Regions from separate parts of the Homo sapiens genome. Here region 1 is linked to region 2. Evidence: chromatin loops called from intact Hi-C (ENCODE). Cell type or tissue: PC-9. All regions are shown on one strand. Each heading gives the region's core, and the rest is flanking DNA. Links, peaks and the distances in the headings are about the cores only. Region 1 overlaps LOC107986639 (a long non-coding RNA gene). Region 2 has its middle 210 kb from the start of LNCPOIR.

Region 1 (15,917 bases), core at 5,309-13,308, 250 kb before region 2:
CTGATGGTAGTTTATTTTGCTGTGCAGAAGCTCTTTAGTTTAATTAGATCCCATTTGTCAATTTTGTCTTTTGTTGCTATTGCTTTTGGTGTTTTAGTCATGAAGTCCTTGCCCATGCCTATGTCCTGAATGGTAATGCCTAGGTTTTCTTCTAGGATTTTTATGGTTTTAGGTCTAACATGTAAGTCTTTAATCCATCTTGAATTGATTTTTGTATAAGGTGTAAGGAAGGGATCCAGTTTCAGCTTTCTACACATGGCTAGCCAGTTTTCCCAGCACCATTTATTAAATAGGGAATCCTTTCCCCATTGCTTGTTTTTCTCAGGTTTGTCAAAGATCAGATAGCTGTAGATTTGCGGCGTTATTTCTGAGGGCTCTGTTCTGTTCCATTGATCTATATCTGTGTTTTGGTACCAGTACCATGCTGTTTTGGTTACTGTAGCCTTGTAGTATAGTTTGAAGTCAGATTGTGTGATGCCTCCAGCTTTGTTCTTTTGGCTTAGGATTGACTTGGCGATGCGGGCTCTTTTTTGGTTCCATATGAACTTTAAAGTAGTTCTTTCCAATTGTGTGAAGAAAGTCATTGGTAGCTTGATGGGGATGGCATTGAATCTATAAATTACCTTGGGCAATATGGCTATTTTCACGATATTGATTCTTCCTACTCATCAGCATGGAATGTTCTTCCATTTGTTTGTATCCTCTTTTATTTCCTTGAGCAGCGGTTTGTAGTTCTCCTTGAAAAGGTCCTTCACATCCCTTGTAAGTTGGATTCCTAGGTATTTTATTCTCTTTGAAGCAATTGTGAATGGGAGTTCACTCATGATTTGGCTCTCTGTTTGTCTGTTGTTGGTGTATAGGAATGCTTGTGATTTTTGCACATTGATTTTGTATCCTGAGACTTTGCTGAAGTTGCTTATGAGCTTAAGGAGATTTTGGGCTGAGACAATGGGGTTTTCTAGATATACAATCATGTCATCTGCAAACAGGGACAATTTGACTTCCTCTTTTCCTAATTGAATACCCTTTATTTCCTTCCCCTGCCTAATTGCCCTGGCCAGAACTTCCAACACTATGTTGAATAGGAGTGGTGAGAGAGGGCATCCCTGTCTTGTGCCAGTTTTCAAAGGGAATGCTTCCAGTTTTTGCCCATTCAGTATGATATTGGCTGTGGGTTTGTCATAGATAGCTCTTATTATTTTGAAATATGTCCCATCAATACCTAATATATTGAGAGTTTTTAGCATGAAAGGTTGTTGAATTTCGTCAAAGGCCTTTTCTGCATCTATTGAGATAATCATGTGGTTTTTGTCTTTGGCTCTGTTTATATGCTGGATTACATTTATTGCTTTGCGTATATTGAACCAGCCTTGCATCCCAGGGATGAAGCCCACTTGATCATGGTGGATAAGCTTTTTGATGTGCTGCTGGATTCGTTTTGCCAGTATTTTATTGAGGATTTTTGCATCAATGTTCATCAAGGATATTGGTCTAAAATTCTTTTTTGGTTGTGTCTCTGCCCGGCTTTGGTATCAGAATGATGCTGGCCTCATAAAATGAGTTAGGGAGGATTCCCTCTTTTTCTATTGATTGGAATAGTTTCAGAAGGAATGGTACCAGTTCCTCCTTGTACCTCTGTTAGAATTCAGCTGTGAATCCATCTGGTCCTGGACTCTTTTTGGTTGGTAAGCTATTGATTATTGCCACAATTTCAGATCCTGTTATTGGTCTATTCAGAGATTCAACTTCTTCGTGGTTTAGTCTTGGGAGAGTGTATGTGTCAAGGAATTTATCCATTTCTTCTAGATTTTCTAGTTTATTTGCGTAGAGGTGTTTGTAGTATTCTCTGATGGTAGTTTGTATTTCTGTAGGATCGGTGCTGATATCCCCTTTATCATTTTTTATTGCATCTATTTGATTCTTCTCTCTTTTTTTCTTTATTAGTCTTGCTAGTGGTCTATCAATTTTGTTGATCCTTTCAAAGAACCAGCTCCTGGATTCATTAATTTTTTGAAGGGTTTTTTGTGTCTCTATTTCCTTCAGTTCTGCTCTGATTTTAGTTATTTCTTGCCTTCTGCTAGCGTTTGAATGTGTTTGCTCTTGCTTTTCTAGTTCTTTTAATTGTGATGTTAGGGTGTCAATTTTGGATCTTTCCTGCTTTCTCTTGTGGGCATGTAGTGCTATAAATTTCCCTCTACACACTGCTTTGAATGCATCCCAGAGATTCTGGTATGTTGTGTCTTTGTTCTCGTTGGTTTCAAAGAACATCTTTATTTCTGCCTTCATTTCGTTATGTACCCAGTAGTCATTCATGAGCAGGTTGTTCAGTTTCCATGTAGTTGAGCGGTTTTGAGTGAGATTCTTAATCCTGAGTTCTAGTTTGATTGCACTGTGGTCTGAGAGATAGTTTATTGTAATTTCTGTTCTTTTACATTTGCTGAGGAGAGCTTTACTTCCAACTGTGTGGTCAATTTTGGAATAGGTGTGGTGTGGTGCTGAAAAAAATGTATATTCTGTTGATTTGGGGTGGAGAGTTCTTTAGATGTCTATTGGGTCCGCTTGGTGCAGAGCTGAGTTCAATTCCTGGGTATCCTTGTTGACTTTCTGTCTTGTTGATCTGTCTAATGTTGACAGTGGGGTGTTAAAGTCTCCCATTATTAATGTGTGGGAGTCTAAGTCTCTTTGTAGGTCACTCAGGACTTGCTTTATGAATCTGGGTGCTCCTGTATTGGGTGCATATATATTTAGGATAGTTAGCTCTTCTTGTTGAATTGATCCCTTTACCATTATGTAATGGCCTTCTTTGTCTCTTTTGATCTTTGTTGGTTTAAAGTCTGTTTTATCAGAGACTAGGATTGCAACCCCTGCCTTTTTTTGTTTTCCATTTGCTTGGTAGATCTTCCTCCATCCTTTTATTTTGAGGCTATGTGTGTCTCTGCATGTGAGATGGGTTTCCTGAATACAGCACACTGATGGGTCTTGACTCTTTATCCAATTTGCCAGTCTGTGTCTTTTAATTGGAGCATTTAGTCCATTTACATTTAAAGTTAATAGTGTTATGTGTGAATTTGATTCTGTCATTATGATGTTAGCTGGTTATTTTGCTCGTTAGTTGATGCAGTTTCTTCCTAGTCTCGACGGTCTTTACATTTTGGCATGATTTTGCAGCGGCTGGTACTGGTTGTTCCTTTCCATGTTTAGTGCTTCCTTCAGGAGCTCTTTTAGGGCAGGCCTAGTGGTGACAAAATCTCTCAGCATTTGCTTGTCTGTAAAGGATTTTATTTCTCCTTCACTTATGAAGCTTAGTTTGGCTGGATATGAAATTCTGGGTTGAAAATTCTTTTCTTTAAGAATGTTGAATATTGGCCCCCACTCTCTTCTGGCTTGTAGGGTTTCTGCCAAGAGATCCACTGTTAGTGTGATGGGCTTCCCTTTGAGGGTAACCCAACCTTTCTCTCTGGCTGCCCTTAACATTTTTTCCTTCATTTCAACTTTGGTGAATCTGACAATTATGTGTCTTGGAGTTGCTCTTTTCGAGGAGTATCTTTGTGGTATTCTCTGTATTTCCTGAATCTGAACGTTGGCCTGCCTTGCTAGATTGGGGAAGTTCTCCTGGATAATATCCTGCAGAGTGTTTTCCAACTTGGTTCCATTCTCCCCATCACTTTTAGGTACACCAATCAGACGTAGATTTGGTCTTTTCACATAGTCCCATGTTTCTTGGAGGCTTTGCTCATTTCTTTTTATTCTTTTTTCTCTAAACTTTCCTTCTCGCTTCATTTCATTCATTTCGTCTTCCATTACTGATACCCTTTCTTCCAGTTGATCACATTGGCTCCTGAGGCTTCTGCATTCTTCACGTAGTTCTTGAGCCTTGATTTTCAGCTCCATCAGCTCCTTTAAGCACTTCTCTGTATTGTTTATTCTAGTTATATATTCTTCTAAATTTTTTTCAAAGTTTTCAACTTCTTTGCCTTTGGTTTGAATGTCCTCCCGTAACTCAGAGTCATTTGATCGTCTGAAGTCTTCTTCTCTCAGCTCGTCAAAGTCATTCTCCGTCCAGCTTTGTTCCATTGCTGGTGAGGAGCTGCGTTCCTTTGGAGGAGGAGAGGCGCTCTGATTTTTAGAGTTTCCAGTTTTTCTGTTCTGTTTTTTCCCCATCTTTGTGGTTTTATCTACTTTTGGTCTTTGAAGATGGTGATGTACAGATGGGTTTTTGGTGTGGATGTCCTTTCTGTTTGTTAGTTTTCCTTCTAACAGACAGGACCCTCAGCTGCAGTTCTGTTGGAATGCCCTGCAGTGTGAGGTGTCAGTGTGCCCCTGCTGGAGGGTGCCTCCCAGTTAGGCTGCTCGGGGGTCAGGAGTCAGGGACCCACTTGAGGAGGCAGTCTGCCCGTTCTCAGATCTCCAGCTGCGTACTGGGAGAACCACTGCTCTCTTCAAAGCTCAGATGGAAATGCAGAAATCACCCATCTTCTGTGTCGCTCAGGCTGGGAGCTGTAGACCGGAGCTGTTCCTATTTGGCCATCTTGGCTCCTCCCCTGCCAGAAAATGATATCTATGTTTCTATTGGAGTATTTGTATTTTACTTGATGATGACTAATCCAAAAGTTAGTTATTGCTGAAAAAAAGAACTGTATTATTAAAGAAAAAATTATGTACTAATAGATTAAGTATATTACTGTATATTAAATTTACAAAGATTGAAAATATTGAGAGAAAGTTTTTATCTTTTATAGTGAGAAATCATAAATATATTCTCAACAAAAATAGTAAGAAACAAATACACACCTAGCAAATCAAAAAACAAATTAATGAGCAAGGCAGCTAAAAAAACAAATAAAAGAAAAATAGAAAACTTGCCAACAAAATGATGACAGATGTTTGAACATATTAGAGATGCCAATAAAGTTAAGTAAATTAATCTCATTGAATGGTTAAGTTTCTTAGGATGGGCTTTAAAAATAAAATGACTCAAGTACGCAACAGTTTTTAAATAGAGGCAAAATTAAAATAAAATCTTACAGACAAAATAAAAGTATACATGTAATTTAAAGAACATTTGAGAAAGTTTTACAAAAGAGAAAAAAAATGAAAGGGTATTTTCAAGCTATTTTTAAGTGTATGAGTCCAGAAGTTTTCTTTTTTCTTTTTTTTTTTTTTTTTTTTTGAGACAGAGTTTTGCTCTTTTTGCCCAGGCTGGAGTGCAATGGCACAATCTCGGCTTACTGCAACCTCCATCTCTCCGGTTCAAGTGATTCTCCTGCCTCAACCTCCCGAGCAGCTGGGATTACAGGCTCCTGCCACCACACCCAGCTAATTTTTGTATTTTTAGTAGAGACAGGGTTTCGCCTTGTTGGCCAGGCTGGTCTCAAACTCCTGACCTTGTGATCCGCCCGCCTCGGCCTCCCAAAGTGCTGGGATTACAGGCATGAGCCACCACAGCTGGCCTCTTTTTAATTTGATATTAGAACAAAATAAAAAAATTAGATCGCATAGTCTGTAATATAAACATACCTATATGGATGTATAAGATTGAATAATAATTAAGGAATGAACTGTTCAATAAATTTAGTATTGGGGAAAAATCAAGTTTGCTGGCTCGCAATTCATACAACACCAAATTGAATTCCATGTTATTTAAATATTTAAAAGTGAGAAATGAAAGCACAATAAACTAGAAGAAAGTAGATGTAAATTGTTCATTGATTCTGGGGTGGGAAAGTTTTCCTAAGCTTACACAGAATGATAAAAAGTATCAATGTAAATAGGCAAACTTGGCAATGTATAAACAAAAGCATTTAGATGCAAAAGAACACCATAAATAAGTTATAAGGCAATTTAAAATCTAGAAACATATGGGCCACAAATATGACAAACGTTAGGTTAGTGCCTTATATAAAGAGGTCGTAAAATAGAGAGGAAAGCACTAATAAACCACTAAAAGGGCCATGAACAGACAATTCCCAGAAGATCCATCTTCACTGGTAATGAAAGAGATTAATATTAAAACAACAATGACATTGTTTCAATGTAAAATTAGCTAAAAATTTTGTAATTTGTAATTCTCAATATGACTGAAGAAAAGGTGAAACAGTCACTCTTCTACCCTCCAAGTGAGAGTTCATTACATGAACTTTTATTCATTGGGAAACACATGTGAAGAATTTTTAAAAATCTCCTCACTTGCCCTTTTATCTTCAATATTTTCTAAAAAATAAATCACATATGGCCAGGCACCATGGCTCACACCTGTAATCCTAACATTTTCGGAGGCTGTGGTGGGCAAATTGCTTGAACCCAAGAGTTCAAGACCAGCTTGGGAAATATGGTGACACCCTGTCTCTACAAAAAAAAATTCAAAAAATTAACCTGGCATGGTGGCTGACACCTGTAGTGCAAGCTGTCCAGGAGGCTGAGGGAGGAACACTTGAGCCCAGCAGGTCGAGGCTGCAGTGAGCTGTGATTGCACCAGTGCACTCCAGCCTGGGCGACAGAGTGAGACCATGTCTCAAAAAAAAAAAAAAAAAAAAGAAAAGAAAAGAAAAATAAATAATTATATATAGATTTATATATATGACTTTTGTATAGAATAATATTTGTTGAATTATTATTTATAAAAGAAAACATTAGAAATAGTTTCTATAGGTTCTTGGTAAGTTATAGAACATAAATATAAGGGAAAGGGAAAAGTATATTCATTAAAATGTGTTGAAACAGTATTTAATGGGATGGACATGGAAAAATGGACAATGGAAATGTTAGTTATGTAATATTTAATAAAAAATATATATAACCATCTGCAATAGTGATACAAATATATATATCTTGAGGGAAAAATGGAAGAAAATATGCCAATATATGGATCATTACTTTTGAAATGTTAAAACACTGCTAATTTGTGTTTTTATTTTTATGCCTTCAGTAATTATTCCTAATGACGATGACTTTTGTTATCAGGAAAAAGTAGCATAAAATACAAATATCAGGAAAAAAGGTGATATGGGCTGGAGAGCAGACATAGCCTTCAGAGGCCAGGTACCATGATGGCCCATGGCTGCCCTCCAGAGCACCTACACAGCTTATCACTTGCAGCCACTATCACTGCATTCACATCAGAGCCAGAGTGCCTAGGTGGGGGCAAGTGCTCATAGTCAGCATATTTGCCACCCTTAATATATTTGTTTGTAACTTAATATATTTGTATATATGTACATATATACATAACACACATTCATAAAGGTATACATTTCTCTCTTTTTTTATATATATGTATATTTCTCTTTTGTGAGTACATATGTTAGGGAGGGATTCTACACATAAACTACTGAATTTATGAGTCAGAGGGCATCAAACATGGCTAAACGTCAGAATTACCTGGGAGACCTTTAAGTAAAAAATGACATACCCAAGCCTTATCCACAGATATTCACATTCAATAGGTCTGGGAGGTGGGAACTGGACATCATTTTTAAGTCTTTACGGCTCCTTGTGTGTAGAGTCGAGAATCATTGCACACGGAATTAAAAAAAAGGATTTTCACTTGCAGCCAAATACTTCAATACTATGTTCAATAACTCCTATAGTGCATTTAGGTATTACAATGCTATTCAATTAAGCCCCAATGATGATGTCTTGGTCTTCTGGACAAAATGATGAAACGTTTTAAAGACATTAAAAGCAAATATTTTAATTTTTTTGAATGGTATGCTCTTCAATAACATCCAATAGTGGCTTTTGGGAGTTTTCAATTAAATCTTTGAGCAACTTTATAAATGTTGACTCACATTTCAGATCAGGGTGCTAGGAGGTGCTTTTGGTGTAACAAGTCCTCTCAGATTATTAGCAAATATTCTGCAACTTTCTGTATGTTGAGGTCTCAAATACCTCTAATAGGTGGTCATCCTTTTCCCCAAGGGTAAGAAGGAACTACTTTAGGAGAAGGAAGCCTAGTAAAGACTAGTTTCAGCCAGCTTGGGTGGATTTCACTGTGGGCCTCACTGTTTATTCACTGAATTTCAATTTCAGGAGTGATGGTAAGAATTAAAAGTGAGGCTCCCTGTGAATCTCCAAGTAGAGGATGCACCAGAACCGGTCCTACCCTCCCCTGTGTTTTCCACTTCAACTGCCTGGTCCACGCTCCAATACATATAATGCTCTTATTATTTTTCATCATTTCCTGTGGGATGTTTTCTTTGGGTCTCTAGTGAGATCCACAACCATGCTGTATGCTCTGTTTATTGCAGAACTAAATGAAGCATGCCGGGCAGCATCTGAAAACAATTAAAAATAATTGAAATGAGCTGTGGACTCTACTAGTCTCATTAAGTTTTTTATTTCAGCCTCTACACATTGGGAGATTTAGATCTGAAACTCCAATCCCTGTGGCCTCCTGCTGGCAGGAGAGATTCCCCTTCCCAGGGCAGATAAAGGGCCATCAGTTTTCAATGTTAAGGCTGCACTCAAAACGATCAGGAAGGGAAAAGGCCTGATCACTGCCAAGAGGATTCTGTGGGAGGAGATGTCGTTCTCCACTAGCTGCCTTTGAGCAGCTGCTTTATGAATTAATAAACATCACTATGAATATGCACACTTCTCTTATTAAGAATTCACAAGCGTATTAATCAGTCAGCTCACTGAAACTCAAGGTATTAAAGTTAGCTTTTCTGTTGTCTTTCTTTGAGAGAGACAGAGAGAGAGAGAGACAGAAAAAGACAGAGAGTGAGAAAGAGCCAGGCAGCCAGACAGACAGAAGAGACAGAGAGAAAACCAAAATATTTCAATTATTTCTCTATATAAGGAGGCAAGACAATAAAAAAAAAATGTTAAGTTACTGAAATGAGATCATATTTCAAAAGTCCTCATTAAGGTAACTTGGATATAACAGCCTAAATATCTTAAAAGTTATATTGGAACCCATTTGATGGTTTAGTTACATGAAAATAACATGCATGCTTTTCTACAGAATAAGTTAGTTATCCTAGGAGATACTGTTACTGAGTGGCAAAAAAAAAATCATTTTTTGTAACTAGGAAGGTCAGGGAAATTTAGCTGCGAGGTAATTATTCTTATTCAGATATTTAACATGATTCAGTGACAGGTATGAGGAAATGAGATTAGCTCTTTCCATGAAGAATGACTCAGATGTGAGCTTGGAATAATGTGTGTATAAGGAAGATAAAGGTAGGTATTTTATTAAAGTGATGGTACTTGTGAAGATTATTCCATAGGCAGCACTATGCATTTGCATGTTTGACATAAAATAGCACTGGGAAGATTCCAAGTATAATTGACCTTTTAATTTTCCCTATTTCAGAAGGATCTGATTACCCCTAAGCTCATCTTAAAATGTTCTTCTCCTTTCAACTTTAGAACTGATATTACAATTTATTCCGGATGATCATGTTGATGGGACTAGGAGAATTAGAATCCCTTTAGTTTGTTTCTGTGAGTAAATTAGCTACAAGGGAAAACATTTGTTTCCGATAGAGGATCTTTTTCACTTAATAGTATAAATTCATGATTCTCCACATCAATTCTACATTAGGCAACAAGCCCTCCTTCCTGCCTCATCTAAAGAAAAACAAGAACTTTCCAGTTTCTTTCCTCATACAAAGCATTTTGTTTATAATAATAATAGCCAGCACTTATTAAATACCTACTATGCACCAGTCATTGTTCTCAGTGGCTTACATGCTCTTTCTCATACCAGACAGCTGCCTATGCGGTAAAATATTATTATTATTTTGATTTTGATTTTTATACATAAGGAAAGTATAACTGACGATGAAAAATAATTAGCTTATATAATGTTTAAAGGCAGAGCTAGAACTCAGACCCTGACATTTTAGCTCTTGCATCTGTGTTCTTAACCATCATACCTACTACGTTTATGGATATTGTCCACACTGCACTGGCCTCATTTAGATGCAAAATCCAGAAGAGAGGAGAGAAGAGACACCCTTGAGGTACTGAAACAAGCTCAAAAAGTCTGGAAAGGGGGAAGAATAGATTATGAGGAACTTACTCGTATAAGATGAAGACTAAATCAGGGTCTGGAATTCTAAGGGTCTTGTGCTCCTTGTAAAGGAGGATGAACTTTATCCTAAGGCCATGGAAGTCTTTCAGAGTGCTTCAATCATGGCAGTTGAATGGTCAGGCTTTACATTTCAAACAAACACTGACTGTAAACTGATGAGGAGAAGCAGAGAATAGATTAAGAGGATACAATCATGGTCCATTCACAGGTACAGATGGCTATGTTTTTTGCCCTGAGCGTGCTGGGAGAATGTAGTTAAACATTATGTGTTGATAGATGAAGTTCTAAGAAAGAGTAGGTGACAATATGTGTGTGAATTATAGTAGGCCCTAAATACATTTTATTTCCTTTTTTTCAAAAAGATAAGTGAATAAATTTTCCAGAATTCTCCTATTAGTACATATTCAAGTAAGCAAGTACCAGAAGCCCAGGAAAAGATTATAGGTTGTAGGGGATTGGATATGGAATGTTATGGGAACATTTAATAGTTCGGTGTAACTTTTTCTAGTTGTGTCACTCTTCTTCCTCCTAGTCCTATAGCCAACACTAATTTCCACGGCTGTATGAAATTGCAACCCTCTATTGAGGTGAATGTGAAAATGATTTTGAGATGATTATGGCTCTATATAATTACGTTTCTTGCATCATAAATTGCAGATTTATACTATTAAGACAGTTTAAGGAAAGATAGCAATCAAGACTGGATGAAATAGCATAAAACACAAAATTCTCTGTATCCTTAAAATCTTTTTTTAAATCATTTTTGTTATTCTTCCACTTGTTCAGAAATAAGAAATCTTACCTATAAGTTACAGTTCCTTTTTGAAATTCTAGTATATTGGAAGTGACTCCTGCTGTCATTAGAAAGAAAATGGGAATTAGAATCTGAGAATTAAAAGATTCAGTAAAGAACAAAGACTAGAATTTATTTTTATGAAACAGTCTTAGTGTGGATAAAAAAAAAATTCTTAAAGGCTTGGTATTTTTTACCTATTAGCGGGGAGTGAAAAATAACTATGATGTGAATAACTCTTGAATTATGTTTTCGAAGGAAGTGATATTGAGACAAGAAGTCTTCTTCTGATTGAAGGTTTTTCTCAATTGAAGGGTTCGTGGTCTCACAGGCTTCAAGGAATGAAGCCGTGGACCACAGCGGCGAGTGTTACAGCTCAATTAGAGAAACGTACAGACCCAAAGAGTGTGCAGCGCCAAGGTTTATTAAAGTGAAAGTAAAGTAAAAGCAAAAGTAAAGCTTCCACGTGGTGGAAGGAGACCCGGAAGGGTTTCCGTTTCTGGCTTGGGTGTCTTATGCTTATATCCTCTTATGACTCCTCCCCTTTTCCTTTTTCTGTCCCATAGGATTAGCTTATTTTCTATCTGCTTGTGGGTTGGCAGGCCTGATTGGTTAAAAACATCAGGCTGCAGCTAAAGCTTAAACTCCCTATATGATTGGGTGAAGTTTCAATCACTTAGTTTGCAGCAGTGACTCATTTTTGCTTAGGAGAAAGTCCCCTTTGATTGGTTGAAGTTTCAATCCCTTAGCTTGCAGCTATGACTCATTTTGGCTTAGAGGAATGTCCCCTTAGGGAAGTCCCTGTTGACCCAGGAAGTCTAGCTAACTTAGCCACTTAGTGCCTCAGTACCCCCTCTCAACAGGAAAGCCCAAGTGCTGTTGAGAAGTTGGGCAATGATCATTCTAGCTACTTCCTGCTGAACTGGGGCACAGAAGGGGATCTGCAGTTGAGGGTTCCTCAGGAGGGGAGTCTTCTTCAGTGTCGTGGTGTTAGAACAGGTTGGTAGGTCAGTCTAGGGGTCCTCGATAGTAGGTGCTAGTGGTGGTCATTTGGGGCTCCATTTGTAGAACCACTTGCAGTTTCATGGATTCTATTCTGGAAGAGACAAATTTTACAAGGAGGTTAAAAATGCAGGGTCCAAAGATAAGCAGCATCACAATAGTAGAGGGCAGAAAACCGGTATTCCTTCTCCTATATTCAAGTATATAATGGCCCCTGCTTTAGCTAATGTGTCCCTCCCTAGTAAAGGAGTAGGGCTCTCTGGCATAATAAGAAAGGCACATGAGAAAAATAAGTTTCCCCAGTCATAACTTAGGGGGTGGGAGAAATACCTAGTGACTGGCTGTCCTAGGACCCTTTTGATTTGACAGACCTGGAGGATTGTTGTCTGGGACAGAAGAGTAAAACTGAGAAGGCTGCACCAGTGTCCAGGAGAAAGTTAGTTTCCTGTCCCTCAATGGTTAAGCTTACCTGGGGCTCTGTGAGGGTGATGGCATGGGCTGGTGCCTGCCCCAGGCACCCTCAGTCCTGTTGTTGGACCATCTGGTTAGTGGCCCCTGGCCCAGAGGACCTTCGCCCTTGGGAGCAGTGTGCCTTCCACTGATCCCCCTGGCACAAGGGACATGGATGAGGGGGCGGCTTATGTTTGTTTGGGCAGTCCTTTTTGAAGTGCCCCTGTAAGTTGCACTGATAACAAGCCCTGTTAGGTGGGTTGCCTGCCCAGCCTTTCTTTCTTTCAGAGCCACCGAAGTTCTATTGCCTGAGGGCTGTGACTAAGGAGGCAGCCTTTTTCTTGTCTCATCTGTCTCGTTCAGCCTGCTTCTCCTGATCCCTATTATAAAACACTGAAGTTGCCAAATTCAATAGAGTTTCCAGATTTTGCTTAGGGCCCAGGAAAGACTTTTGAAGTTTTTTTCTAATGTCTGCAGCTGACTAGGTGATAAACTTATCCTTTAAAATTAGTTGGCCTTTAATAGAGTCAGATGCAAAGAGGTATGCTTTCTTAATGCCTCCCTTAGCCTCTTTAAAAATGCCATGGGGTTTTCTTCCTTTCCCTGCATTATATCATTGACTAATTTATTGGATTTTTTTCTGGTCTTTCTTAATCCCTTTAGTATACAAGTCAGTAAATGCCTGCGACTCCAGGCTCCATGCTACAAATCGAGGTCCCAGTGGGGATCCACGCTGGGAACCACCTGTTGGCCTGTGGGGAATTGTTCCCTTTCTTCTGATGTTATTTTATCATTTACCTGGCTTAGGTACCAGAGATCCCCAAACTTCCGGGCTGCAGTTAAGACGGCCTCTTTTTCATTGGGAGTTAATGTTTGACCTAACAACAATGTAATATCTTTCCATGCTAAATCAAAAGATTGTCCTAATCCCTGTAAGACATCTATGTATCCATCAGGATTATCTGAGAATTTTCCTAGGCCCGGTTTGATCTGTTTTAAGTCTGAGAGGGGAAAGGGGACATGTACTCGTGCTGGGCCAAAGTCTCCTCCTCCTACCACGGCTTGGAGGGGGCACAATTGAGACCATTGGCACCTTTCAGTTCCTTGACTATTTTTTTGTCTGGTTCCTTTTGGGCCATTAGGGCCAAAGGAGAGTCCTTACTAGGGGGAGCTGTGGGGAGACCTGGGTATGGGGGTAAGCTTTAAGGACTCCCGGTAGGATGTAAATTACATTTTTTACATAATTGTGGGTTATCTCTTAATGAGAAAAAAACCTGTACATATGGCACTTCACTCCATTTGCCCTCTCGTTTACTAAAGAGATCTAGCTGTAGGATGGTATTATAGTTTATACTTCCCTCAGGTGGCCATGGATCTCCTCCGGGAAGAGGATATTATGGCTAGGCAGTGCTGCAGAAAAATATGTTACTTCTTCTTCAGTGTTTGAGGGTCGAATTGGTCCCAATTATCCAGAATATACCTCAAGGGTGGCTTCACTTTTGAGGGAGCGCCTCCCATCTGAAAGGAGAACACAGGAGTGCCCACACCCCTAGTCATCCCCTAGTAAGCACTAGCCCTAGGGTGTCCCCTATGGTTCTAGTGTCCTTTTCTTTCCAGGGTGCACTATCACTCATGGAACACTGCTTATCAGATTTAATTGCACTTAACTGACATAGCAGTTTTGCCCGCACTTGTTTCCCACCCTTTTTTAGCCACAAAAAAGGGGGCCGGGGCTACTGGATTTTAGTGGCTCCTTACCAGCATGCCCACAATTGCCTTTGCATCTGCGAGTAGGTCTTAGGTTTGGGGTATATTTTGAGTTCAGAGACCAGGCACCAATTAGCATATTTCTGGGCCTGGAGCTTTCCCAGCAAGATAAATTCCTTGAAAGTGGCACTGAAGCACAACAGTTTTAGGGTAGGCAGCGGCAAATTGGAGGACCAAGGTTGGAGCAGTGCTTTTTGTACCCAAATTTTCTGTCAATAAATAAGAATATTTATTGACCTTTGGACTTGAATCGGGGGACCTATTGTCTGTTACATTGTTTTCACCCTATACCTCTGACTGCTTCTAGTGGACAAGTTCCACAGTTCTAATCACTGATCCCAGGCAGGAAAGGTGGTAATTAAAGTAGCCTCTACAATCTGGAGTAAGTTTTGGGCAACAAAAGGAAAAATGTCCTAGGCCTTCTATCAGCCACTGGAATGCCTTTTGATGTCCCGGATAGTGCCTAGGGTGTAGGTTATGAGGGACAGGTCCCCTATAAGTATATTGATACCCATTTGCATAAGAATAAGCCTGGGGGCACCATAGGCAAGGGTCTTGGGATTGCCACCCCTGTCAACTTAGACTCCTAGCTAAAAGATTCTTAGACTCAGGGGTAGGAAAGATCCTAGAGAACAGGGACCCAAGAAATTTTTCTCTGAGGACATTAGGACCCAGGAGGCATGGGTCAGAAAAGGCAGGGAATGCACACATGGGCGGCTGCAGCATAGCGGCTTCTCACTGTGCCATGATCTGGACTGATCAGTGCTGGGAGTCCGGGACAACAGTTTTCCACCTTTAGCCAGCCGTTGGCTTTTCCTGGGTAAAGGTAGAGAAAGGTGGAACTGGTTTCAGGCAAACCAACGCACCCAGCCTGGAGGGCCGGGGGTTGTAAAAGAGCCGTTTCCCAGAAAGCCTCACACCCATGTCTTAAGTCTGGTGGCCAGGCTTGTCACTTTTAAATGGCCGACAGGTGCTTGGTGTTTTCCTTCAATTTCTAGTGAGAAGGTAGAACAGAATAGCAAGCAAAAGGGGTCCGATGTTACTCACCACTTCAGAGAAATCCCGGACAGGCCCCCAGAAATGAGATGAGAAGTCTCTTCCGATCGAAGGTTTTTATCAATTGAAGAGTTTGTGGTTCCACGGGCTTCAAAGAATGAAGGCTTGGACCGCAGCAGTGAGTGTTACAGCTCAATTTGAGAAGCATGCAGACCTAAAGAGAGTGCTGGGTCAAGATTTATTAAAGCCAAAGTAAAGCAAAAGTGAAAGTAAAGCTTCCACACAGTGGAAGGGGAACTGGAAGGGTTGCCATTTCTGGCTTAGGTGTCTTATGCTTATATCCACTTATGACTCCTCCCCTTTTCCTTTTTCTGTCCTATAGGATTAGCTTATTTTCTATCTGCTTGCAGGTTGGCGGGCCTGATTGGTTAAAAACATCAGGCTGCAGCTAGAGCTTAAACCCCCTATACGATTGGTTGAAGTTTCAATCCCTTAGTTTATAGCTGTGACTCATTTTGGCTTAGGGGAAAGTCCCCATTGATTGGTTGAAGTTTCAATCCCTTAGCTTGCAGCTATGACTCATTTTGGCTTAGGGGAAAATCGCCTTAGGGAAGTCCGTATTGACCCAGGGAGTCCAGCCCACTTAGCCACTTAGTCCCTCAATATGGACAAAATTAAGCTATAAATGCAAACATAGATATAAATAAAGTATAGTTAAGCCATTATATATACGTGTATATAAATGTATATGTGTATAGTTTATGTGTATATGTTTATGTATCTATATCTTCACTGTCTCTATTTCTACATATGTGTGTCTTATGAAAATATGTTTGTATCTGAAATATACATATATACAGATACATATGT
Region 2 (15,917 bases), core at 4,509-12,508:
GAGCATAAGACAGTTTTTAGCTAGTGAGTTATTATGAAATGGTGGAAGCAGCGTTATCTGAAATAGGAGGGAAAATCGTAAGAACAGATGTAGATGAGTGTCTCACAGATAAGCGGTGAATAGAGGTAACTGATACATATTTGAGATGTGCATATATGTGTTTAGTTTACACCCACATAGCTTCATTCAACTGGGTGCATTTTTTTGCATACACCTTGTGTTTCTAGTGGAGAAAATTGCATATAGTCAAATGCAAAATTAATGTTATGCTTCAATTATCTCTTACCTATCACTTTGCAACAAATCTGAGTTATCATAGCAGAGCTGACTGTATCTTAAAAGTTGTACGTTTAACAAAAAAAAAAAAAAAGGTCTGACTGCATACCCATCTAAGATACATGCTTCAGGAAGGAGACTGAGCAAATAAATCCATCTTTTACAGTTGGCGTTCCAGAGGCTGTTTGGGAAGTCATTTGAACTGACACAGCTGAAGTGGCAGGGAAACTGATGGATCTGTATGGTAAACAGAAAATAGGCCGCATGACAGAGCAGCTCCAGCATTCATAAGCCTCAGAGAAAAAGACACTTACGCAGTCAGCTTTACAATACATCTGTTCTTGTACCATGCTAAACCCTGGATCACAAATACAATGCAGTTCTCTTAAACAGCCTTTATTCATTGTGTTAGGGGAAAACATATGGCTATTTCTTAAGCTTTCTTGGAGAATAATTTAAGAAAGCTGATTTTATTTTATATCACCATTATAAATGACATACTAGTTAATATGCTTCTCTGTATATAAGGAACATAACAATAGAACCAAAACTTTAAGGATATTTAACTTCAGAATGGCCAGGATCTCTTCATTTGTATAATTTTGTACTCTAAACATTTTATTTACAGAAGGAAATAGTACAAAGATTTATATAAGGTTCAAAGTCTTTCAATTCTTTCTGTTTCATAAATACTTATTTTTAAGGATTTGGCATAAAATCATTCAGTTTTTTGTTTCTGTCCTATATTTTACATGGTTTCATGTGTTAGTGATATTCTACTTCAGTATCTTTTCATCTTATTTACTGTATTTGAATACAGGTGTGAAATATTTCTTACTTTCAATTATACCTATAGTCTTTTGACTAAAATAATTTTCAAACCTTATTTAAGCCTAAGTGTTTTAATATTTTATCCTTTTAAGTGACATTTAAAGCAGAGCTATAGTTTTGATTATTATATGGGTGATCTATATTTGATTACTATGTAGCATAGTAATCAAAAGTAGAAAACATTGTTTTTATATTTAATTATAATAAATTAGTTATAATTATATTTGTTTTATTATAATTATATATATTTAATTTGGAATAGTTAAACTACTAATATTTTTCAATGTTTTTATATTGACATCTGTACAATTAAAGATATAACAGAAAAATCAGAGATCTATCATTCTCAAATTATCTAAGCAGACAGGAAGAATGTTAAAAAAAAAAACTCCGCAATTTTATGTTTAGATCTTAGTGTTTTCTAACCTAAGAATTATGTTATTTTCTCCCATAGTTCCTTGATATTTGGAGTGAAAGAAGTAATTGCATGGTACTTGGTGTGAGAGGCTGCCAGATGTACCTTCCATTTAGTCTTTCTTTTCTTTACCAAACATCAAGCAAAGAGAATTATTCTCATTCTCTTCTCCAGTCATTACTGGGAGATTTTCAACGCACGTATTAGGTGTGTAGGTAACATTGCAGGTGCAGGCATTCTCTGGGTGTTTTGTTCCCCTCTATAGCCCATGATTATAGCTGGCTTGGACTTTTACTCCCTCATATTAGAGTAGGTTAAATTATACTATCAAATAGCCTAATAATAAACTCATGGCTGTAGCATAGTAACACTATAATTTTTTATGCGTCCTTAATGTAAATTGTATTTCCAACAGAAATTTTCTTCTTAAAAACAATATTTTACCTTGCCAGCCTCCTAAGTTTTATTTAATTTATATCTACTAAGTTTAGGATCTTATTTCACATTTTTACTTTTCAAATTATCTCCATATTCTACTTTGGTCATATTCAAATATTTGCCTAAAGAACTTCAAAGAACTTTTTTATTGATAATTTTAGAATTTTTAAATAATTTCAGAATTCAGAATTTTACATTAATTTTCTTGGCTTACGGTAAATCATTTTATTTTACTAACATTATTATTTTCAGTCAATTAATTCAAGGATTATCATAGTGCTATGCTCATCAGTTTAGGTTGAATGCAGAGATTTTGGTTTGAAAGCAGTCAATGTCTCTATTTCTGTGTTAAGACTTTTATTAATATAGGCCGGGCATGGTGGCTCACCCCTGTAATCCCAGCACTTTGGGAGGCTGAGGCAGGTGGATCACGAGGTCAGGAGATTGAGACCATCCTGGCTAACACAGTGAAACCCCGTCTCTACTGAAAATACAAAAAAATTAGCCTGGCGTGGTGGCACACACCTGCAGTCCCAGCTACTCGGGAGGCTGAGGCAGGAGAATGGCATGAACCCAGGAGGCAGAGCTTGAAGTGAGCCGAGATCACACCATTGCACTCCAGCCTGGGCGTCAAAGCGAGACTCTGTCTCAAAAAAAAAAAAAAAAAAAAAAGACTTGTACTAATATGACAAACCTAAGAGATATATGAAATCACATTCAATTAAATTAAAAACAATAGAATGCCATTATAATGCAGTTTGTCATAATTCATTTGATTAAATCATCCCATTAAAAATAGTTAACTATTAAACCTGGCATGACATGAAAAACAGAAAAAAGAAATCGATATAACATTCCAGTGCTGGCAATATTAAAGTGTTCAGTGATTCTTCATATGATATACAGCAAATTTTGGCAGCTCCTCACACCAATAGAGACTTTTATCTTAAACTTATTAATTTTATAACAAAATATTGAGTGTACTATTCATTAGAAAATGTGTGCCCACAAAAATTAGACTTTTTTCTGAAATAAAGCTTAGGTTTGATTTAATTTTATTCTAGTATTTGGACAAAAATTAAAAATATATTATTTCTATACATATTTCAAGCTATATTACTCATGTAGTTTATTTACTAAAATTCAGATTTTATTTGGGTTTTTCTGGAGCATTATTTTTACTATTTCATATTTCTTTATATTGAATGTGTCTGATATTTCTTTTGTTAAATAATCATGAAAACTTGGCACTCGCAATGTTACCCTTCTTCCCAAATCATGCTTGCATTCTCAAGTTCTAGGTTACTGCCTATTCTACCCAGTCACTCATTCATTTATTCATCCATATATTTAAACAATCATATATTTAATATCTCCTCTGTAACAGATATATATTGTAGATGTAAAAAATAAGCAAAATTGAGTCACTATTTCAAGATGCACTGGGGGTAATGAAGAGAGAAACAAAAAGATTAAAGAGCATATTATACATGTTAAAGTGGGTATAAAAACAAGAAACGCTGAATTTCCTGGAATAATTACACTGTGTTGAGCCCTGAAGTGTTTTATAATAAAGGTTAGCTTCGTGGAATGTGATGAGGGAGGTGGGGGAAATTATCATGAAATAGAATGAATACCATGAGCAAAGATTTTGAAGTGCACACCACATTTCAGGCAGGCTAATGAACATGGCTAGAGAAGGTAGAATACGAAGATGGGACAATGGAAGTGATGAGAAAGGAAGCTGAAAAGATGTAGAGATAAGACCAAGAGCCATGTGTGCCTGAAGTCCAGTGAGCCACTGACGCTTTGAAGCAGAGAAATGTCTCCAATAAACTTTTATTAAAGAAAGATTATGAAGGTTAAAGTAGTTTTAAACAAGCTAAAATGTGACACGAGAAAGTTGGGGACATAATTAAGCTGTTGCAATCATCTAGAACAAAAATAGTATGAAAAGCCAAACTAAGAGAGTGAAGTGGGAATAGGGATAACACATAGACGTCAGCAAAATCATGGAGGCGATTTGTGTTTGACTTGCTGTTCATTTGGAGGTAAAGAGCAGAGTAGACAGTCATGGTTGTTTTCCAAGATTCTGGCTTTAGCACTGAAAGTAAATGTGACATAAATGAAGAGGAGGAAGTTTAGAACATGAGTTTAGTTTATATATATATTTATCTGGTGTATATCTGATGTGTACTTGGAAATGTTCCTTACAGGATTGGACATGTTGATCTAAAACTAAGAAGAGAAAACTGAATTAATGATATAGACTGATATCGTTTGGCTCTGTATCCCACCTAAATCTCATCTTGAATTGTAATTTCCATGTGTCAAGGTAGGAACCTGATGGGAGGTGACTGTATTATGGGAGCAGTTTCCCCCATGCTGTTCTGATAGTGAGTGAGTCCCACAAGATCTGATGGTTTTAAAAGTGGAAGCTTTTCCTGGGGTCTCACTCCCTCCTGCCGCCTAATGAAGGTGCCTGCTTCCCCTTTGCCCCTCGCCTTGATTGGAGGTTTCCTGAGGCCTCCCCAGTCATGCGGAACTGTGAGTCAATTACACCTCATTTGTTTATAAACTACCCAGTCTCAGGTATTTCTTGATAGCAGTGTGAAAACAGGCTAATACATAGACTTAGGAGTAATTATCACATTAAACAATAAGTTCAGGCATGGAACAGGTGCCCAGGAGAGTCAAGGATCAAAGGTTGCCAGGTAGATTTTTTGAACCAGTAAGGCATTTATTAAATGTTTGAATATGAACATCATTTAATAGGGCATGCCCCTTCTGGTTTGTCTCAGTTCTCACCAGGCACTATCCTATTAAATCCTGCTCCACTCCTTTTGTTACTGGCCTTCTCCTAAAGGCACTTGATTCTAAGATCTATAAGGAGATATAAGGAGGAAAGGATTAAACTCTGGAAAACATCAGCGTGTAAGTCTCAGGCAGAGGAAGGTAATCATGTGAATCACACTAGTAAAGAGGAAGAAAAGGAAATTCAGAATACATCTGCTTGTATTGGATTCTTCAATTGATTTCCTTCCCAATCACTGTTTCTAATTCTCTTCAGAAAGATACATAAGATATATGGGGGTGGGGGGGTGAGATTTAGGTATAGATAAAGATTTAATTGACTAAGCAAAAATAGTACCACATTTTTTCACTGAAGACTCGATGTTGTTTGGGGAAGTCATAGGATAAAAATATTTGACATACCAAGAATTTAGAGTAGCTCTCCTTGATTTTGCTTGTTCCCTACTTCCTTCTTTTATTTTGAGAATCTCTACAGTTAAGATGCCTGACATATAGAAGTTCGCAGAAACATGTTTGGTCTTCTCTTCATATACCATAATTTATTTTGCACAAAATTGGTAATGCAAATGTGTGTAATGACACCCTGTATCCCATTAGCAGCAAATTTTTCTAAAAAGAAGAGGAAATAAAAATGAGAAAGGCCTGGAATCGAGAGATAATCATTTGTTTATTCTTGAACAGCAATGTTGACTGTTTTTATACTAGCCAGGAAAAACCTGTGAAGGAGAACTAGCTTTATAATAAATATATTTTGAAATGGCAGTAATTGAAACTATTTGTACTAGAGAAGAAACAGAAGGACATAATGAAGAGCCTAGAAATGAAGCTAGGTGTGTGTGTGTGTGTGTGTGTGTGTGTGTGTGTGTGTAGTAATATAGTTTTAGAAAATTATTAAATATCTCTCAGTAGAAAAAAAGGGTAATTAATAAATGCCATTGGGATTAACATGTATCTATTTAGAAAAGTTATATCCTCAACTAATATACAAAGGCTGACAAATATAATTACATAAACATTTTAAATTAGGATAATAAAAGAAACCATAAGCTAGTGAAAATGCATATAACACACTATAAGCATTAGTTCTTAAAAGAAACGGGATTAGTTTACCACAACAAATAAAGTTTATAGAAATAAATAAGAAAACGATATATATCTTCAAAAGACAATGGGCAAAAAAAAAAACAATAAGTTTGAAGAATGAAGAAAATTAAAATGAAGAAAAATATGGAAAGTATGCTTATCCAAAGAAATACAAATTGAAATAATGAATAATGTTTTTCTGCCCAATACATGGGTAACATGAAAAAGACTGATAGCCTTTATTAATCATTCATCTAGAGGAAATGGCCATTCTTACTCCATATTGGTGGAGAGTAAATTGGGGGCTTTTTTGAAGATTATTTTAAAGGATTTATTAAAATTGTAAATGTTCATACAGTTATATTAAATTTCCACCTCTACATGCTTATTCTGAACAAATACTTGCACATGTACATAGAAGCAAGAATTAAAATTGCAATTGCAACATTGTAATACTGAAAAAAATCTTTATCACAATCAATATAGTGAAAAGGTGCCAGAATACTTTGGGATATTTATTACCTAGCAATTAAAGTGTAGAGCTACATGCACTGACACTGGAATTCTTCAAGGCATATGAAGAAGAGAAGAGTGGTTCAAGTGATGGTTGGGGTGGGTTTTGGTTTTAGGTTGTTACTATTTACTTTGTATCACTGTTCCTCAGTTGGAGGTCCACAAACTAAATGAAATAACATGGGATCTAAGATAGGACTCGGCAATCTGCATTTTGGCAAACATATACTTTTTCTAACTTTGTTGAGACATATTTTACATATTATATATATCATCTATTTCAAGTATACAATTCAGTTATTTTACAGATTTTACCAACCTGTGCTATAATCATCATAAATCAGTTTTAAAGCATTTCCATTGCCCCAATAAAATCCCTCATGTATTTTTACTGTTAATCTCCATTCTCCACCCACAGGGCATCATTAATCTATTATCTATCTCTATTGATTTGCCTTTTCTGTACATTTCATACAAATGAAATCATACCACATGTCGTGAACTTTAACATTCATAGGAATCACCTGGGCATTTTGTTAAAATGCAGATTCAGTGGGTCCAGGATAAGACCTTAAAATCTGCAGTTCTAACATGCTCTAAGACGATACTGATGCCACTGGTCCATAGACCACCTTTCCAGGAGCTTCCCCAGGATGCTTCTGATTCTTATACATGGAAAATCTTGAGAACCATTGCTGCATGCCTTTCTTTACTTTTTCAGTTTTTAACAATGAACATATTAGCTAGGCATAGTGGCACATGCCTATAGTCCCAGCTACTCAGGGGCCTGAGGCAGAAGGATCGCTTGAGCCTGGAAGGTCAAACGCTGCAGTGAGCCGAGATGACACCACTGCACTCTAGCTTGGGTGACAGGCGAGCCTCTGTCTCAGAAAAGAAAAAAAAAAAAAGAACTTTTGTTCTTGTGTTCCTATCTTACATTTATCACTTGTTTATTAGAAGATAACAGAAAACGTACAGCATTATCAAATAACAATAACTGAAAACTTTAGTAAGTACGTGAAACCTTTGCAACTACCCTGAACTTAATTGTTGTATTTATACTGTCTTTTATTGTCTAGAAAGAGGTTAGTCATAAAACATGAGGATTATCTTGGTTCACAGGAAAATAAAGAGCCAGCATCATGAAGATAAGACTCTCAGGAAATAGAGAAGAAAAACATATAACAGGAAAATAAAGCCAAATAATTTCCTGGGGCCTATGGAAAAAAATATACAGGTGGCTTAGCATGGACTGAGGTAGGACCCAGCTGTTTCTTACTCTTGATAGAAAAAACAAGTGACAAAAGGTATTTTACTTATAGGCATCCTCTCTTGACAAGTTTATTTTTAGTGCCTGCGCTTAAAATGCTTCTCCAGCTGATATGGTTTGGCCGTGTCCCCACCCAAATTTCATCTTGAATTGTAGTTCCCATAATCCCCACACATCAAGGGAGGAAACAGGTAAAGATAATTGAATCATGCGGACAGCCTCCCCCATCCTGTTTTTGTGATGGTGAGTTAGTTCTCACGAGATCTGATGGTTTTATAAGGGGCTTTCCCCGTCACTGGGCACTCATTCTCTCTCCTGCCACCATGTGAAAAAGAATGGGTTTCCTTCCTCTCCTGCCATGATTGTAAGTTTCCTGAGGCCTCCCCAGCCATGCGAAACATGAGTCAATTAAACCTCTTTTCTTTATAAATTAATTACCCAATCTCAGGTATGTCTTTATTAGCAGTGTGAGAATGGACTAATACACTGACCTTATTAGTGGTTGGACTAGCTCATGCTTTCAGAAGATATTTTCCACGTGTCATATAACATAAAATCTTTAAACAGCACTTTTCTAGTATTATGTGTATCTATTTCGGGTTGGAAGAAAGCATTACTAGTTTATATTAGCATTTAGTTTCTCCTGACCAATATTCTGTTGTGAATATAGATAAAGAAAAAAAATATATAGATGTCCAGAACACTGTTATCTTTATTGTGAACTCTTGGTGAAGTCAATTCACATTATGTATCATTTTAATCCAAGCCAATCAATTTTATTAAACATGTACTTAGCACACTCCCTTATTCATCTCCTTCTATTTTTCAATACTACCAACTACTGAATTTCCATTTGTATGAAATAAAGCTGTGGTTTGGTTAATCCAAAACAATAGTTAAATGTGGGATATTTGGTTTTGAAATGCTTTATAAAATTCTGTCATTTTTGTTCACTTGGGCTTTGAAACCCCAGAAGTTTAGTCCAGAGAATGATCATGGGTCTATCAGAGGTTTCTGAGAAATATCAGAAAGAAAGGCATATTAGTATTTCTATTTTTTCATACTTTTTGCATCCCTGCAAGTATATATTTTCTCATAAAAATCATAGCCCATTTTATAGAACAATAAAACATTTTTGATCTGAAAACCTAAAATTTTACAATACAAGGAATTTTCTATTTCTCTGTCTAATTACCTTAACAGGTATATTTTAGGTTTTTTTCTAGGAAAAAGTTTATATCTTTGACCTAGTGTTATCACTTCTACAAATATATCTGAGAGTTTCAGAAGCAGAAAACACTTCACATTTGAAGATGTTCATCATATAATTACCTATTTTTTTAAAAAAAACTGAAAACAACCTAAGTGTCAGATAATATGGGAATGGTTACATAATTATGGCAAATTTGCTTGTTAAATAAGCCAAAACTTAAAAATAGTGCTTATGGAGAATTTCAACAAGCATGGTCTACAACAACTGTATTCACTAAATAATTCATGCATTAAACAAACGTCTGTAGCATATGCCAGGTACTGTATAATTTAAAAAATATTTATATAAAAATAGGTTTTAAAAAGCAGCATGCAAAATTATAAATAACATATCATTGAAACTGTTTTAGTACTACAACAACAAAAACTATAGATATAAAAAGATCAGAGGGAAAATTGGCAACTATGTCAAACTAATGTTTATGTTCCACTTTTCAGTATGTTTATAATTTATATACTGATTTTTACAAAGGCAATTTTAAAATGTAAGAAATAGGTAAAGTTTGAAAAACATGGCTTAGCAAAATTAGTGATAAAAGAATTAAAACACCTTTTGAAGCTTTTCTACATACTGAAAAAATACAATGTCTTCTTCAGTTCTCTATTCTCTTTATGCATAACAGTTTGTCTACTCTGGTTATTTTCCATTTCAATATCAATGATACCCAGGCCAGAGGGCTCCTAGTCTTTGAAATTGTACTGTATAACAGATGATTAAGAGGGTATTAGTAAATTGGATCTAAACCCAAGGCATTTCTCACAATGCATCTCAATGTTGTTTTTTGGATTCTTGCTTGTAATGTCAGTGGCAGCGCAAGTAGAAAGCTAGTTTAGCCTACAGAAAAACCTTTTCAACTGATATTAATTTTTATGTCCAAAATAAAAAAAAAAATAGAGGTTGACTTATTGGCTGGCTGCACTGATACTAAACCAAGTGAAATTCCCATCTAGTTAAATAAATCCCTCTCAGGAGGACTCTAAACATTTTATAGAATATATCTGAATTTTCTGGCCACAAGACAATGATAAGAGAAAGGATACTGATGTAATCAAAAAGGTATGTTTTCTGCTAAAGATTTTCCTTGTGTCTTAGAAGCTATGGAGACCATCTATGATGGTTAATTTCATTTGTCAACTTGGCTAGACCACAGCGCCCAGATATTTGGTCAAATACTATTCTACATGTTTCTGTGAGGCTATTTTTTTAGATGGAATTAACCTTAAATCAGTAGACTTTTAGTAAAGCAGATTGCTCTCCAAAATCTGTGTGGGCTTCATCCAATCAGTTGAAAGTCTAAGAAAAAGACTAACCTCCCTGGAGAGAGAGGGAATAGAGGGAATTCTTCCAGCAGATTGTCTGTGCACTTGAACTGCAACTCTTCCTTAGGTCTCTCTCCTGCTGGCCTTCCTGGCTTATTTTGGGCTTGTCAACCTCCATCATTTCATAAGCCAATTCCTTTAAAAATCTGTGTCTCTCTCTTTCTCTCCACACACTGTTTCTCTCTTTATTTCTCTGGAGTAACTTGACTAGCACATCATCTTATTTTGACAATTCAATACATTGGCTCTTCTCAATACCAAATGGACTGGCCTTCTCTAAGTATATCATAGTTATGTAGAGTTGCTTATGGAATGTAAAATAATTAGCCATATTATAACATTCATAGGAAATTCTCTTGTAACTCAGATAGTGAGCGAGGTCTGGACTCCTCATCCAGGTGTCTTACCCATCCACCCTTTTCAGATACTTGGCCAATAATAAGACATCTTGGATATTATGGCCTAGGAATGATTGTCATAGCAATAAAACCATAAGTAACCAAGGTTTTACAGAGAAATTTTTAAGAAAACAAGTCATTATAATATTTGGAAGTTTAATTACAGTCTAGGTATATTATAGAAGTGGATGCTTATTTTGTTAACAATATTTTCAAGGTGAAGGAATTATCCTTCAATCTACTTTTTTAAGACACATTGGTCAATCCAAATGGCTATGTTAAGACCAGCATAACATTGTTTTCCTATTGGTTTGTCTGATGGAAAATCTGGCCTCTTAAATAATTTTACATTTAATCAAAAAAACTTGCACCAATCCAAGAAAATGTTTTTACAAAAAGTCTTTATTTATACCTCTTATCTGCATCATAAAAGGTACTACTTTAAAATGGAAAAATCCAATCAAAATCACCATGTCTATCTGATATACCAAAATGAGATCAAGATTTAACTGCACATTTACTAATAATTTTATTAGTTGAGTCAAATTTGGACTTATCCGCTATTAATTTGAAACAAAATATTAGATTGATAATGCTTGCCAGTTCTGTTGTTTTCACTTGCAGCTGCAGTTCACCATGATGCAGTGTTAAGAACAAAGAACACAAACAGTAAACATGCCACATTAAAAGAGATTTGTGATCTACTCACTACATTGTAGAGCTTATTCTGAGACATGTGATGGAATTGTTTGCATGTATCTGTTCTGAACTTCATGTCTTAAGACTGTACACCAGACTCCCCCAAGCTACTAGGTAAAAATACAGAAAAAACTTTGGGGAAGAAATTTGTGCCCTGAGAAACAGAGATTAAGGTAGCCAACTGAAAAGGAGAAAAAAAATGATGTGAGTTTGAAAGTTAGGTGGATGGATATAGAAACCTTATGAAAGAGTGTGATATGCCTAAGCAGGGACGTATCAGCTGAAGTAAACAGTGTTCTAGAGTGTAACAGGGAAAGTCATTTCAAATGTCTTAAGATCTAACTTCTATGAAACTTGCTTCACAGAAGGAATTTGTGGGAAGTTGGAGGAATTACCCAAACTCAAGAGTGCTTGTAAATGAAGTCAAGAATCTGCTCTTAACTAAAGTAGTATACAAAGTGAAAACTGGAACATCATATAAACAATAGGAAGAAATGTCTATGGCTGACTATGTGAGAGTATGAACCACAAATGAGCCGTGATAAAAGGAACTGCTGGTACCTTGCACTTCCAACATTTACATTAAAAAGTTGCACTGGAGGCTGGGCACAGTGGCTCACACCTGTAATCCCAGCACTTTGGGAGGCTGAAGTGGGTGGATTACCTGAGGTCAAGAGATCAAGACCATCCTGGCCAACATGGTGAAACCCCGTCACTACTAAAAATACAAAAATTAGCTGGGCATGATGGCATGTGCCTATAGTCCCAGCTACTCGGGAGGCTGAGGCAGAAGAATTGCTTGAACCCAGGAGGTGGAGATTGCAGTGAGCCGAGATGGCGCCACTGCACTCCAGCCTGTCAACAGAGCGAGACTCCGTCAAAAAAAAAAAAAAAAAAAGTTGCACAAGTCATGAGTGCACATGTAGCCCTGAACCTAAAATTAGAAGTAAAATATTTAAATAAATAAAAAGAAAAATTATCTTTTCTAGTTCTAATGAACAGTGATGCTATGATTCTAAGTGCTTGCCAATAAAGTAGAAGACCTGGAAAAAAAAAAAAAAGTTGCACAGGACTCAAAGCCATTATAGCTCTTCAAATCTTTACTGTTCTTCAAGAAGTATGAAACCAAAAAACATTAATCTAAGGTACATGTATTTAATTTATTTTCTAACTAGCAAAATGATGAGTATTAGAATGTTGGCTTTGAGTATCTGTATAGTCCACATTTTCATCATTGATCAATGAACAATACTGATAAAATTCTTATTTCCCAGAGAAAATACACAACCAATATCCTTGATTGGAAAGAATAAATCTAAATAAAGTCACTGTGGTCTACCATAATTTTCAACCCTCTTGGATACAGTTTTCTCATTAAAAACAAAACATCCCAAAACATGCAACAAAAGTTTAACATTTAAGAAATAATTTTGCTTAGCTGTGAAATAATCACAGTTCTAGCTTTCCCCTTTTCTTGATGTCTCCTCCTTTTCAACTTCTGTAGCCAGCTTCTTACTTATTCTAAATATTTAATAGTCAAGTTTCTCAACATTGGGTAATAGGCCCTCTTCTCACTCTACATTCTATCCTTGATTAGTCTTGTCATTGTCAACTCTCTTGCCTTTAATGACCATTTCATGGCCAATAACTCCCATGTATGCAGTCCAATTACATTGCCTATTTCTTGCATATGCATGTATATAAGAGCAGAGGCCATAATATATGAGTAACTTGGCATCTTGGATGTCAATGTGGATGACTTACAACTATTACAAACTTTTCAACATTCACATATTTAGAAACATGAATTGTTAATCTTTTTCTGCAAAACTTGCTTTTTCCCAGTCTTTGTTTTAACCAAAAAGGGCATGTCTTAGCCTTGTCATTTCCCTCTCCATCATTCTATAGATTCATCAACAAGTCCTCTTGACTCTACTTCGTGTGTGTGTGTGTGTGTGTGTGTGTGTGTGTGTGTGTGTGTGTTATTTTCTTCTCTAGTGTCACCACCACAATTTCATCCACCATTATCTCTTACCAGGATGGCCACAAAGGCCTTCTAATAAGTTTACCTGTATCCCTTCTATTTCCACTCTAATTTTTTTCACACATATGCCAATATAACCTTCTCAAAACATAATGTAGATCATGTCACTTTCCAGTACAAAACTCTTCCAAGCCCCATTACATTCTGATTAATATCTAAAATTTTAAATGTGTATCTTATAAGGCTCCTATAGAATTGTAAGTTGCCTTAGTTCTCCTGCTTTCACCTACCCTGACCTGCATCCCTTTGATCACTCAACTCCAGACTCAATAGGAATCTCTCAGTTCCTCAAATATGTCAAGATCTCCTGTCTGTACAGTTCCCAAAGATACAGTTCTAACTGGACTATTCTTTCTTCTTCCCAGTTTCCCTTCTCATGATTCACTTAGATAATTCTTAGTATCCACCACATTAAAACTTCCTCTGAGAAGACTTCCCTAAATACTTAACCAAAGTTATAATTCCATCATACTTTCCCATTGCAAACAGTGCTTTCTCATAACACTTTATGTTATGTAATCCTATATTAGAATAATTATGTGTTGAATGCTCTCCTTTCTTCTTAGACATGGGATAATGTGGTCATATTTGTTTTGTTTAGAATTGTTTACCCAGATGTAATCAATAAATAGATCATGTTAAATAAAATATGGGTTTTATTCTGTTTGATATCAATGTAAAATATTCATAATGACACTGACACAAGTTGTTTCCTTCAAAAGGTTTTCTTTTCAAGTTATATAGCTTAACATGACTTGTGAATTTGTAAACAGTTGCTAAACTTCTTTATGAATAATCTTTCTTACATCACAAAGGATTTCTCAAATAATTTCCGTCATGGGATTTAAAAGTACTTGCTCACAGCTTGCTTAGAAGACACTCTATTTGTTTCCTTTAGTAAGTTAGTTTCCCTTAATTCAGATGTAAAATATTTGAAGACTGTGTCTTAAAAAATGTATGAATTAACCCTCCCACATGTAAAATATATTGCATATACTGCCTGTCAAGCAGGCAGACCCTCTCAACTTCCAGATTTTTTCTATCCATAATTACATGAACCTGATATGTATTACGTCATTAAATTTGTAAGGTCATTTGCATTTTACAAAGTGCTGTCAGCACGTAGGTCATAACGGCTGTAGAAGATAGGATACTTCACTGGGAAAAACACATTACAAAGAAAACATAACTGTGGTAGTGTCACAGCAACTCACTCCAGAAACTAAAGTGAAGCAATGTTATTTTAATAAGATACTAGAGAGTTAGCAGTTCATGTGACTTTGAGTCATCTTGTTTTTCTTTTATTCTTACCAATTGTGCTATCATTTTGTTCTTAAAAGCCGGATTTTCTATTAAAATTCTGAAACTGTACATCACTTCCTTTGTCCAGTAACTTGCTCCCCCTGGTGGTGGTCTTGCCAAGCTCAAACAGTCATCAGATATAGATATTTAATTTTATGATTCGGATTTTTCTTTTTCTTAATTTGAAGACTGACATCTCGATACCATATTTCTAGGGGGATATAAATTGTCATGAGTTGTCACTGAACTTATGGTTAAAAAGTACTGTCCATTGATTTGGAGAGATCATCCCAGTGATATCTCTATTTCAAAAAATTCATTATTATATTTTCTAAATCAAACCATTTTATATGCTAATATAAGGGTTACTATTAAGAAGCACAGTGACAGATAATAATTGAGTGTTCTGCTTTTTGTAAAGTAAAAGCAAGTTTCTTGGGAAAGTAAAGGAATAAAAGAATGGCTACTCCATAGTCAGAGCAGCCAATAATTAAATGTTTATCATAAAAGTCTGAGAAAATGGACTAATATTCAAGAATGTGGCTGTGGGGAGGCCAAAATGTCCTGTTTGGGAAAAATCTTGCATCTTGACAGCAACATTGTTTCCCATTTTACTGACTATTACTATAACTTAAGGAGTTCCTTTTGAAATCACTGAGTGCTTCTGGCATAAAAGAGATACAGGTTGAAAAAGAATTAGATTAAGGGAAATAGCACTTACTTGAACCTAGTCATCTGAAGTAAGGTGGAATATTAAAAATAAATGGCCACATCTCTGAAGATCATTAAAAATAAATGATCTTTTCTAATTTGACATCAAGTAAATACTTCATATATTTAATGCTGGCAGTATACAAGCTTAATTCTAAGTCAAATGCTAAAATCATATATTTGTGTCAGAACATCATACTGGCATCCAACTTAAGAAGACTTTAGTGAAATGCTCTCAGAGCAAAGGGGAGGGAAGCTGTCTTCAGCTGAATGTATATATGCTCCCAATGCGTACTTGAAATGTTTTACTTGGGACTCTTCATACTGAAGAAGGCATTCAGAAGGAAATCTACAATATATTTTCCTCAGATGTCCTATCATGAGGACTTTGCATTTTTTAAGCCTTTCTATCTGTCAGAGCCCAGTGAAAAGATGGATTCACTCCAGTAAGTTTTAAAAAAGTGACTGGCTTTTAAGACTAATGAATAAAAAGAGAAAATGGAAAGAGAACTGGGAACAAGGGAGAGAGTT

What was found. A loop is a pair of places that touch in the nucleus more often than their neighbours do. Peaks named below come from ENCODE experiments on the same cell type or tissue, not always from the same donor. Only the 100,000 strongest peaks of a DNase experiment are listed, where the experiment ranks them.
Region 1: a loop joins it to region 2, with 2.5 times the contacts of the local background. A loop is called at or near these places in 3 of 110 quality-filtered maps.

The regions. Positions count from the first base shown.
Region 1 is chr6:114,997,601-115,013,517 of GRCh38, reverse strand. It overlaps LOC107986639 (a long non-coding RNA gene), which reads right to left. Exons shown (of 3, transcript XR_001744318.2): 2 at 15,099-15,261; 3 at 11,236-11,928. Among named protein-coding and RNA genes, the nearest start is that of LNCPOIR, 460 kb to the right of the region's middle. RefSeq lists enhancers at 11,546-11,645, 11,025-12,224, 15,624-15,713. In PC-9, for the core only: no CTCF peak of the experiment used is centred there; DNase peaks (open chromatin) are centred at 9,097, 11,587 and 12,637; H3K27ac peaks cover 957 bases.
Region 2 is chr6:114,746,965-114,762,881 of GRCh38, reverse strand. No RefSeq gene overlaps it. Among named protein-coding and RNA genes, the nearest start is that of LNCPOIR, 210 kb to the right of the region's middle. In PC-9, for the core only: no CTCF peak of the experiment used is centred there; no DNase peak of the experiment used is centred there.